2 separate regions of the Homo sapiens genome follow, and region 1 is linked to region 2. The links are chromatin contacts, found by Hi-C or POLR2A ChIA-PET in ENCODE. All regions are on one chromosome and are shown on one strand. The core of a region is the stretch at or near the end of the contact, and the rest is flanking DNA. Distances in the headings are between cores, read along the strand shown.

Region 1 (4,070 bases), core at 1,424-3,923, 80 kb after region 2:
GGAACCGGGAGGTGGAGGTTGCAGTGAGCCGAGATTGTGCCACTGCACTCCAGCCTGAGCGATAGAGCAAAACTTTGTCTCAAAAAAAAAAAAAAAAAAAAATCTTCAGAGCTCTTAAGTATTTCAGGATGAAGTTCAAACTTGCTAGCCCAGGAAACCAAGAAAGCCCTCCATTATTTCACCCCGGCTTTTCTTCACAGCCTCATCTCACACCATTAACCTCCAACCTCATGCTTTATGCTCCTATACATACACATATGATCCAGCCAAACCTAAGCACTTGAATTTCTCTGACTGCCTTTCTCTCTGTCTCCAAGCCCGTAAGCATGCTATTCTACCATCCACCATTTGCTTGGATAATTGCAAATCATCTTTGAGGATGCATCCTTGCCTTGAAACCATCCTTGGGCCCTCCCTGCTCCTCACCCAGGCTGGGTTCAATACTTTTCCTTTCTTCCTCCTATTTGTATCTGAGCTTTCAGTGAGAATTGGTGAGATACCTTGAGGTTTTCAAGGGGAAGACCTACTGCTTCCCAGAGGAGCAGCTCCTGCTTCAGCCTTCCTGGGATGGCAGCTGAAGAGTCAAGCTTGAGTTTCCCAAGGGAATCAACAGTGTCCCCAAGAGGAAAGCCTCTCCCCAGAGCCTGTCCTAAGTAGTAGTAAGTAGGCAAGTGTTTTGGGGTGAGGGAGAGGGCAGAGTCAAGAAAATGCCATTACTGAGGCTTGGAATCTCTAGAGTCTGACTTGGCATAGCAGCATGCCCAGGCAGGAGGAAGAACAAGTTATTGGAGCTTATTCAAGTGATAGAAATGGCCCCATGGAGGGGGGGTTCAGCTTTCCACCAGAGTTAGGAAGACCAGCTAAATGGCGAATGGTTGGGTGGTGAGACAGGCTGGATTCAGCCAGGTTTTTGTTTGTCTGATGAGCAGTAGAGGTGAGGGCAGACAGGGTCCTGGTGTTAGAATCAAAAGATCTAGCTTCTTGTTGTGTCAGTTCTGCCTAGAACCTGCTGAGGAAGTCCTATAGCTTCTCTAGGCCCTAGTTTGTCATCTCCAAGATTTTTAGTCTCAAATAAAGGCATGGGGACAGGAAGCCACTTTGACAAATATAGAAGACTGAAGAGCTGTTATTAGAAGCAGCCAGTTTTAATAGAAGCCTCTCTTTGAGGGATCCTCCTAGAAGTCAAGTACTGGCTGCGTTGGAGGTACAGAGGACTCTAGGCCTTGTCAGCTGAATTTGTCTTCTGGGCATAGGGCCAACATACTCCATGGCCCAAGGACTGGGCAAGAAAGTTTAACTTAGGATCCTTACTTAATCTTCCCTAGTGGGGAGATTGGAGCTGCAGGAGAGGATTAGGAGGGTCAAGATTGACCGCAGCTCCTGACTTAACCCCTTCTCACCTAGGTACTTTCCCTGCTATTCTCCCCATCTCTTGCTCCAAGAGTCTTGTGCATGGTACTCTTTCTTTGGCAGTACCCTCCTAAGACTACATGGGACAGGGCACTTGGGGTTCCCAGGCTCAAGGAAGGAACTGATGTGGCCTTCTGGGGGTGATGATGGCCACCACAGCCCTCTTCTGTCAGTCAGCCTCATTTCTATATCCCTTGATCTCACTGCCCCTCATAAGAATCTGAGACACTTGCCCCCTTCTCTGAAACTCACTTCCAGCTGCCAAGGGCACTAGTAGGTGGCAAAGCCATTCCCTTGAGGCCCTACTTTCTTGAAAGTTTGTCCTTAGAGCAGTTCATCTTTCCTTCTACATCAATTGATTGATGGCAGTTCAGAGAATTGCAACTGGATTGAGAGATTTTCTTATTGTTTGAAAAAGAAGTTGATTTTTGTCCTGATCATCAAAGTAAAGCATTCTCACTTTAGAACACTGGAAAACACAGAAAGGCAGAATTTAGAAAACAAAAATCGCCTACGATCTCCCCGGCCATAAGTGCTGTGAATGTTTTGGTTCCAACTGCATTTTCAAAGAGGGCACTTGAAGAGAGTAATACCTCAGTCGAAAGAAGGAATTTCTAATGACAGACTTGCAGACCAGTGAGGGAGAGTCCTTGAAGGACCTCATGGGGAAACTTTATGACTTCACTTAGGAACCCACCTTCTGCTACCTCCCTGAGCCTTCATGCCAAGGAGGGCACTGGAGCTGGCTGTGAGGGAGTGCCCCTTCTGCCACTCCTCAGTCCCCTACACTTAGGCAGAGGGGTAAACTGTGGCTCCCTTCCTCCAATTTTTATCCCAGTCCTTTTAAGCCCCCAAACCAGAAAATATCTGATTTGGAGAGTGCTTTCTCTGGTCCTGAAGTTTTAAAGATTTGAACCTTTGTGATAGCTTTGAGGGAACAAATACCACCAACCCAAATGCCACCGGAGTTTCCCCTCCCATACCCTTCACTCAGAAACCCAAGGTGGCCCAGCCTGGCTCCACCATGGGGTGAATGGATAGTGACTAGGAAGGAAGAGTGCCCACCTCGGTGAATTTAAAAGGCAGCAACTATATCAGGATGGAGATACTTACAGGGCAGTTCTTTGCAGAGCCTTGGAGGGGGAGATGCCCCTGGAGAGGGAGAAAGGGATCCTGAGGGAGGGGAGCGAAGTACAAGGGGCCACGGGCTGAGGTGATAAAGGATTTCTAATCGTTAACCACAGCTTTGCAAAATCCATCTGCAAATCTGAGCCGTGGGTCAGAGACTTATTACAGATCAGAATTAAACCCCTGGAGGCTGGGAAAGATTGAGGCACTTTAGAAAAAAAAAAAAAAAGGTTTGGTGGGTTTTCTGTGTGTGTTTTTTTTTTTCTGTCAAAAACTCCACTCCAGCTGGGCTTTTGTGTGGTGACCTCTGTGAACCCAGGAGAGGCCTTGTGGGGAGGGGGATTTGGCCCAAGAAGGAATTCAGAACATTCCAGCTTTGAGGGTGGTGAGAGGAGGGGGCTCTGTCCCACCAATTAGGTGTCCCTGGCTAGCAGCCCTGAAGCCCAGCAGGGAGTAAGCTGCATAAACACAGCCCTGGTGAGCCAGTGCCCAAGCAGCCCTGCATGGCCTGCAGCTCCATAGACTTTTCTACTCAGCTTGATTCTCTGGCAGGCCCTCAGCCCTACCCCACCCCTAAGGTTGGTCCCAAGGCTCAAGGGCAAACATGGGTACTGTAGGTTCAGACTCTGAGTTCAAAGAGCAGGTCCTACAAGGTGGAACTGAGTAGGCCAGCATAAGGACAGGGCTCTCCTTTTTACCACACATGGCAGTGCCATGCACTATGTCATTTAAGCCTCTCAAAAGTGCTGTGAAGGCCGTGTGCAGTGGCTCACGCCTGTAATCCCAGCACTTTGGGAGGCCGAGGCGGGTGGATCACCTGAGGTCAGGAGTTCGAAAACAGCCTGGCCAACGCGGTTAAACCTTGTCTCTACTAAAAATACAAAAATTAGCTGGATGTGGTGGTGCGCACCTGTAGTCCCAGCTACACGGGAAGCTGAGGCAGGAGAATCACTTGGACCCAGGAGGCGGAGGTTGCAATGAGCCGAGATCATACCACTGCACTCCAGCCTGGGTGACAGAGTGAGACTCCATCTCAAAAAAGCAAAGCAAACAAACAAAAACCCAAACAACAACAGAAATAAAACCAAACCAAAACAAACAAACAAAAAAACATGCTGTGGAGTAGTAGAGCGCAGTGACTGGCTTTACTCTCCCAACGCAAAAAAGCTTTCTAGTTTTTTCTAAGTAGAAAAATACTAGATGCTATTGAAAAGAATTCAGAAAATGAATTATAAAGAAGAAAATAGAGGTCCTCATAATGCCACCAGCCAGAAATAATCATTGCTAACATTTTGATGTATTGTAGAAGATATCGATGGGATTTGTTTTATAAAATTGAATCACACTATACCTACAGTTTATGTAACCTTACATCATTTGTAAATAACATATCGTGGACCTATTTCCATGTCAATTAAAACACAGAACTACATCATTCTGTCATGGCTGCACTGCATTCTATCATATAAAATATGATTTATTTAATCGTAAACTACTAGACGTTTTGTTATTTTCATTTTCACTATAACCCA
Region 2 (4,164 bases), core at 3-2,502:
AAAAGATATTCAGCCTTACTGGTAGTCAGGAAAATGCAAATTAAAACAATAAGGAGATACTATTTTTTATTGAAAAGACTATCAAAAAGTTAAAAGATTGGGACCATCTAGTGCTATGAACATGACAAAAGAGCACTGATTGTTGCTGGGAGGGCAAATTGCCTATCTTACAGTATTTATTAAGATTAAACCATGCACATGCTATTAGATGCAGCAGTCTCATCTTTTGGAATTCATTCTGTGGAGATAACAGTATCAGAAATTAATGACCTGTACACGAGTGTGTGAAGGAGCATTTTTTGTATTGTCAAAATTAAAAAAAGAGGACAACCTAAATTACCATAAAGGAATGGTCAAATAAATTATAGTTCATTCATGCCATAGAACATTACATATGTTTTTAATGAATCTGTTTTTCTATTATCAGTGTATATTTATAGTATATTAGAAAACACAGGTAAGAAAAAAGGAAAAAGTGTCTAGTTCCAGACCCAGAGATATCATCTTGGTGTATATCAAGTGGTTTTCGTTGTGTGTGTGTGTGTGTATATATATATGTATGTATGTATGTGTATATGTGTGTATGCATGCATATATATATATGTATATATGTATACATATATATTTGTTTTTCCAATAGAAAAGGCATCATGCGTTCCACAATATGTTGTAACTCCTTGTTTTCTTCATTCCTTCATGAATATTTTTCTACATCAACACATACTTATCTACAAACATGGCCTTCAAGAACTGGATGGTATTTCATTTTATGCATACTTCATAACTCGACCAATCCCCTACTTGGCGGTATTTAAGTGAATCCAATTTCTCCTTTTAGAAACACCGTCCCTGCATGCTAGCAAGACTTTGGAGATAGTTTGCTAATTGCCTTCCAGAAAGTTCTGGGTGCTTCTGGAGGCATTTGAGGCAGAGTAGGTAGAATGTTTTCCCATCAGGCGAGCTTGCTATCTTCCCAGATAGCAACACTGTAGTCTTTAGAACTTGAAAGACTTGTCTTATCTTGCCTGTTAGTCATGCAGCCTAAGCGGGACTAGGTTCCAGAAATCCCATACATGCTCTCCCTCCTCTTGCTTCATTCACGCCCCTCCCCACGCGCCACCCCCGCCCCCCGCGCTTTCCCGCTCGGCGGCCTGGCCTATGGCATACGCCAATAATTAATTAGGGGCGGGGATCAAGGAGCGGCTGTCAGGAGGTCGCCATATTTCTGTACGGCCCAGAGGCAGCCCGGGCAGTCGCCGGGTCGGTAGAGGTGCTGACAGGGCGGAGCCGCCGCTTGCCTCAGCCGGCCTCACCCCTCCCGCCCGGGACAGGTGGCTGGAGCGCGCTCCGCCTCCGCCAGCTGCGAGTGGGAGCGAGGGAGGGCCGGTCCCGGACGGTCGCCGCCAGCTGCGAGTGGAAGTGAGCGAGGGCTAGTCCCGGACCGCCGGGCCAGGGGTCCGGCGGCAGCAGACGGGTACCGTGGCGGCCAAAAAAATGCTCCTGTACCGAGGGGCCCCCGCCGGCCCTGGCGCGCCGGGCTGCGGGCTGGCCCGGCCCGGCGGCGGCCCGCAGGCCTTCGGGATCCGCCTGAGCACGGTAGGTCCGGGGCCCGAGGGGGCGGACGCGCGCGCGGGCCCCTGGGCTGCGGGGGGCGCGCGGGGAGGGCCCGGCGGGCCGAGGCCTCACGCGGGTCGGGACCTTCTCTCGCCCCCAGATGAGCCCCCGCTACCTCCAGAGCAACTCCAGCAGCCACACGCGACCCTTCAGTGCCATCGCGGAGCTGCTAGGTGAGTGGCGAGGGCGGGCCCGGCCGTGTTCGCCCGAGGCAGTGGTGCCAGCGTGGTGCCGCGGACGCGAGAGGAATGCGCAGAGCCGCGCGGGGCGGGCCGGGGCTGGGGTGGGGGCCTCGGAACCGGCCCCGGCTCCGCAGGCGGAGGAGGGGGATGGCTCTCTCGCCAGGAACTAGGTTCCGCTCATAAAACGGAGGAAACGAGGTGTGTCTGAAGCGTTAAAGACACCAGTGTGGTTTTTCTCTCGCGCTCGTGACGTTCGGGCACTTTAGGATAGCTTAGTTAGTAATCAAAAGGAGATGCATAAAAACCTCGGGCCCTGAGGCAGCTGGGTCCGCAGGGGCTGGCGACCGACGGAGGATGCCTAGCTAGCAAAGGGGCGTAGAGGACCGAGGCGGGTCCTGGGGAAAGGTCTGGAAAGCGGAGTTCCTTAACTTTTGAGACAAGAAAAGTTAGGAATGATGGGACATCTCTTAAGAGATGACACGAGTGCATTTGGCTCCCTGCTACTGCGGAGGGCTGGGTCCGTGGTCCACGAGCGCCCTCACACCGCTGGAATGAATATTGAGGACTTAACCTCTCGCTCCACCGGTGTTTGCTTTTAAAGTGTTTTCAGTTGATCCCTTCAAGCCAATTACACCAGTTTTTGCAGTAGTGTGCTACTGTGTGGAAAGCAAAGAAGAAACGCAGTCCTGCACAAAACGCAGCAGCATACAGGGCGCATTATACATGCTTTGAAAATCGAAAGAAGGAAGAAGTGTTTATGGGCAAGGTTGCACAGAACAAACTCTTGAAAATGTTTTCAAAGCTCCCCAAATGAACCCCGGTCTCTACTTAAGCAGTCGCTGTGGCCATGCCATGAGAGTTATCTTGGGTAAGAAGTCAATGGGTAGCAGGGGACTTACTTGGAAGGGTGATAAGAATGATAGAGACCTTTGATGATTAACCATAACACGGAATGCTTTACAATATGTGTAATTTAATTAGAAGGTGAAAGGCAAAAAGTGGAATTGATACGTTTGGAACCCTAGAGCAGAGGGACTGTATCTTTGAGGTTTGGTACTGTGCCTTGGGGCTGTGCACTGAACCTCTGCAGAATGGAATACAATCCAAGTTAAGTATGTAATTTACAAGAAAGACTACAAGGGAGCAAAAAGTAGTGATTTACATAGTGGGGGATGGGAAAGCGAAATGTATTGTTCTCTCATGGTTGGCACGGTGCAGAACGTGATATACCTGTGCTGTGCTTACTGTACTTTCCAGGTGATTTAATGAGTTTCCAATTTGTAATTTTGGATATTTGTGATTTTGGCCATAAGCATTACCTTAAAGAACCTAAGCCGGATCTAAGACGTCCAGTATGAGCGCGAGTATGTGTATGTATTATGCACACACATGCATGCATACATGTATACAAACATAGATTTTAAGACCAAATAACAACTATTTGTGAAAATATTAATAATAGGGAAAAGAGAGAGCAAAGTGTTAACTGGCAATCCAAAGCTTTCATTTTAGGTTTTCCTTCAATCATTTTCTCCACTTAAGCATTAATTTTCTAGTGAATCATTCATTTGGTAAATATTTATTGAGCACCCACTGTGCGCAAGGCCACTGTGGTAGGCACAAAAATGAATACAACACAGATTCACTCTTCTAGTAGGGGAGATAAAACATGTACAGAAGGTTTATGCTTTGTCTAACAACAAAATGGAAATCGATATATAAACAAAGATAAAAACAAGTGCTGTGGGAGTTCAGAGGAAGGAGGAATGGCTTCCAGTTTATCAGGAAGAGGAAGGTTAGGAAAGGCTTTGTGGAGGAGGTGACATTTAAGCTGAGATTTGAAGGATTGGGACATGTGGATATGGGCGGGGAGGAATTCCAGGCAAAAGGAACAACTGCTTGAACAAAGGCATGAAGAATATTGAGTGGAGTTTAATTAGAGCATGGGGTTCACAAATAGTAAAAACGATAGGTACTTAAAAAGTTTACAAGCAGCTTTCACAAATAACTTTTTAACATTACCATTTGAGGTAAACATTTATTTTCATCCTGCAGATGAAGAAAAAGAGGTTCAGAAAATTTAGTTGACTTTTCCAAGGTTACATATATACTAAGTAGCAGATCCAGGACTCAAACACAGGCCTTTTTACGCCAGATACTAAGTAAGGATGAGGTTAAAAAGGTCATCTGGGATCAGGATGTGATTGGGAGGCTCCAATATCTGGCTTTTTAGCCTGAAGTTTTCTGAGCAGGGGAATGTCATGATCAGAGCTGTGCTTCAGGAAAGTCAGTCTTGCAGCAGTGTATACAATTGAAGGAGAGAGATACGGATTTATATGACAGGAGGTTATTGCAATAATCCAGATGA

The links. A loop is a pair of places that touch in the nucleus more often than their neighbours do. ChIA-PET counts read pairs that join two places held with the same protein, here RNA polymerase II (POLR2A). Pooled maps may share reads with other maps.
Region 1: POLR2A ChIA-PET joins it to region 2 with 9 read pairs in H1. The contact joins the promoter of CLDN2 here to the promoter of MORC4 in region 2. A Hi-C loop is called at or near these places in 1 of 50 pooled maps. POLR2A ChIA-PET finds 5 or more read pairs at or near these places in 5 of 52 experiments (BJ, H1, IMR-90 and 2 more).

What each region holds. Positions count from the first base shown.
Region 1 is chrX:106,919,005-106,923,074 of GRCh38, reverse strand. CLDN2 (claudin 2) reads right to left here and starts at 2,673. Exons shown (of 2, transcript NM_020384.4): 1 at 2,524-2,673.
Region 2 is chrX:106,997,300-107,001,463 of GRCh38, reverse strand. MORC4 (MORC family CW-type zinc finger 4) reads left to right here and starts at 1,252. Exons shown (of 17, transcript NM_024657.5): 1 at 1,252-1,596; 2 at 1,715-1,787. The coding sequence starts at 1,495. RefSeq lists silencers at 1,188-1,267, 1,278-1,487.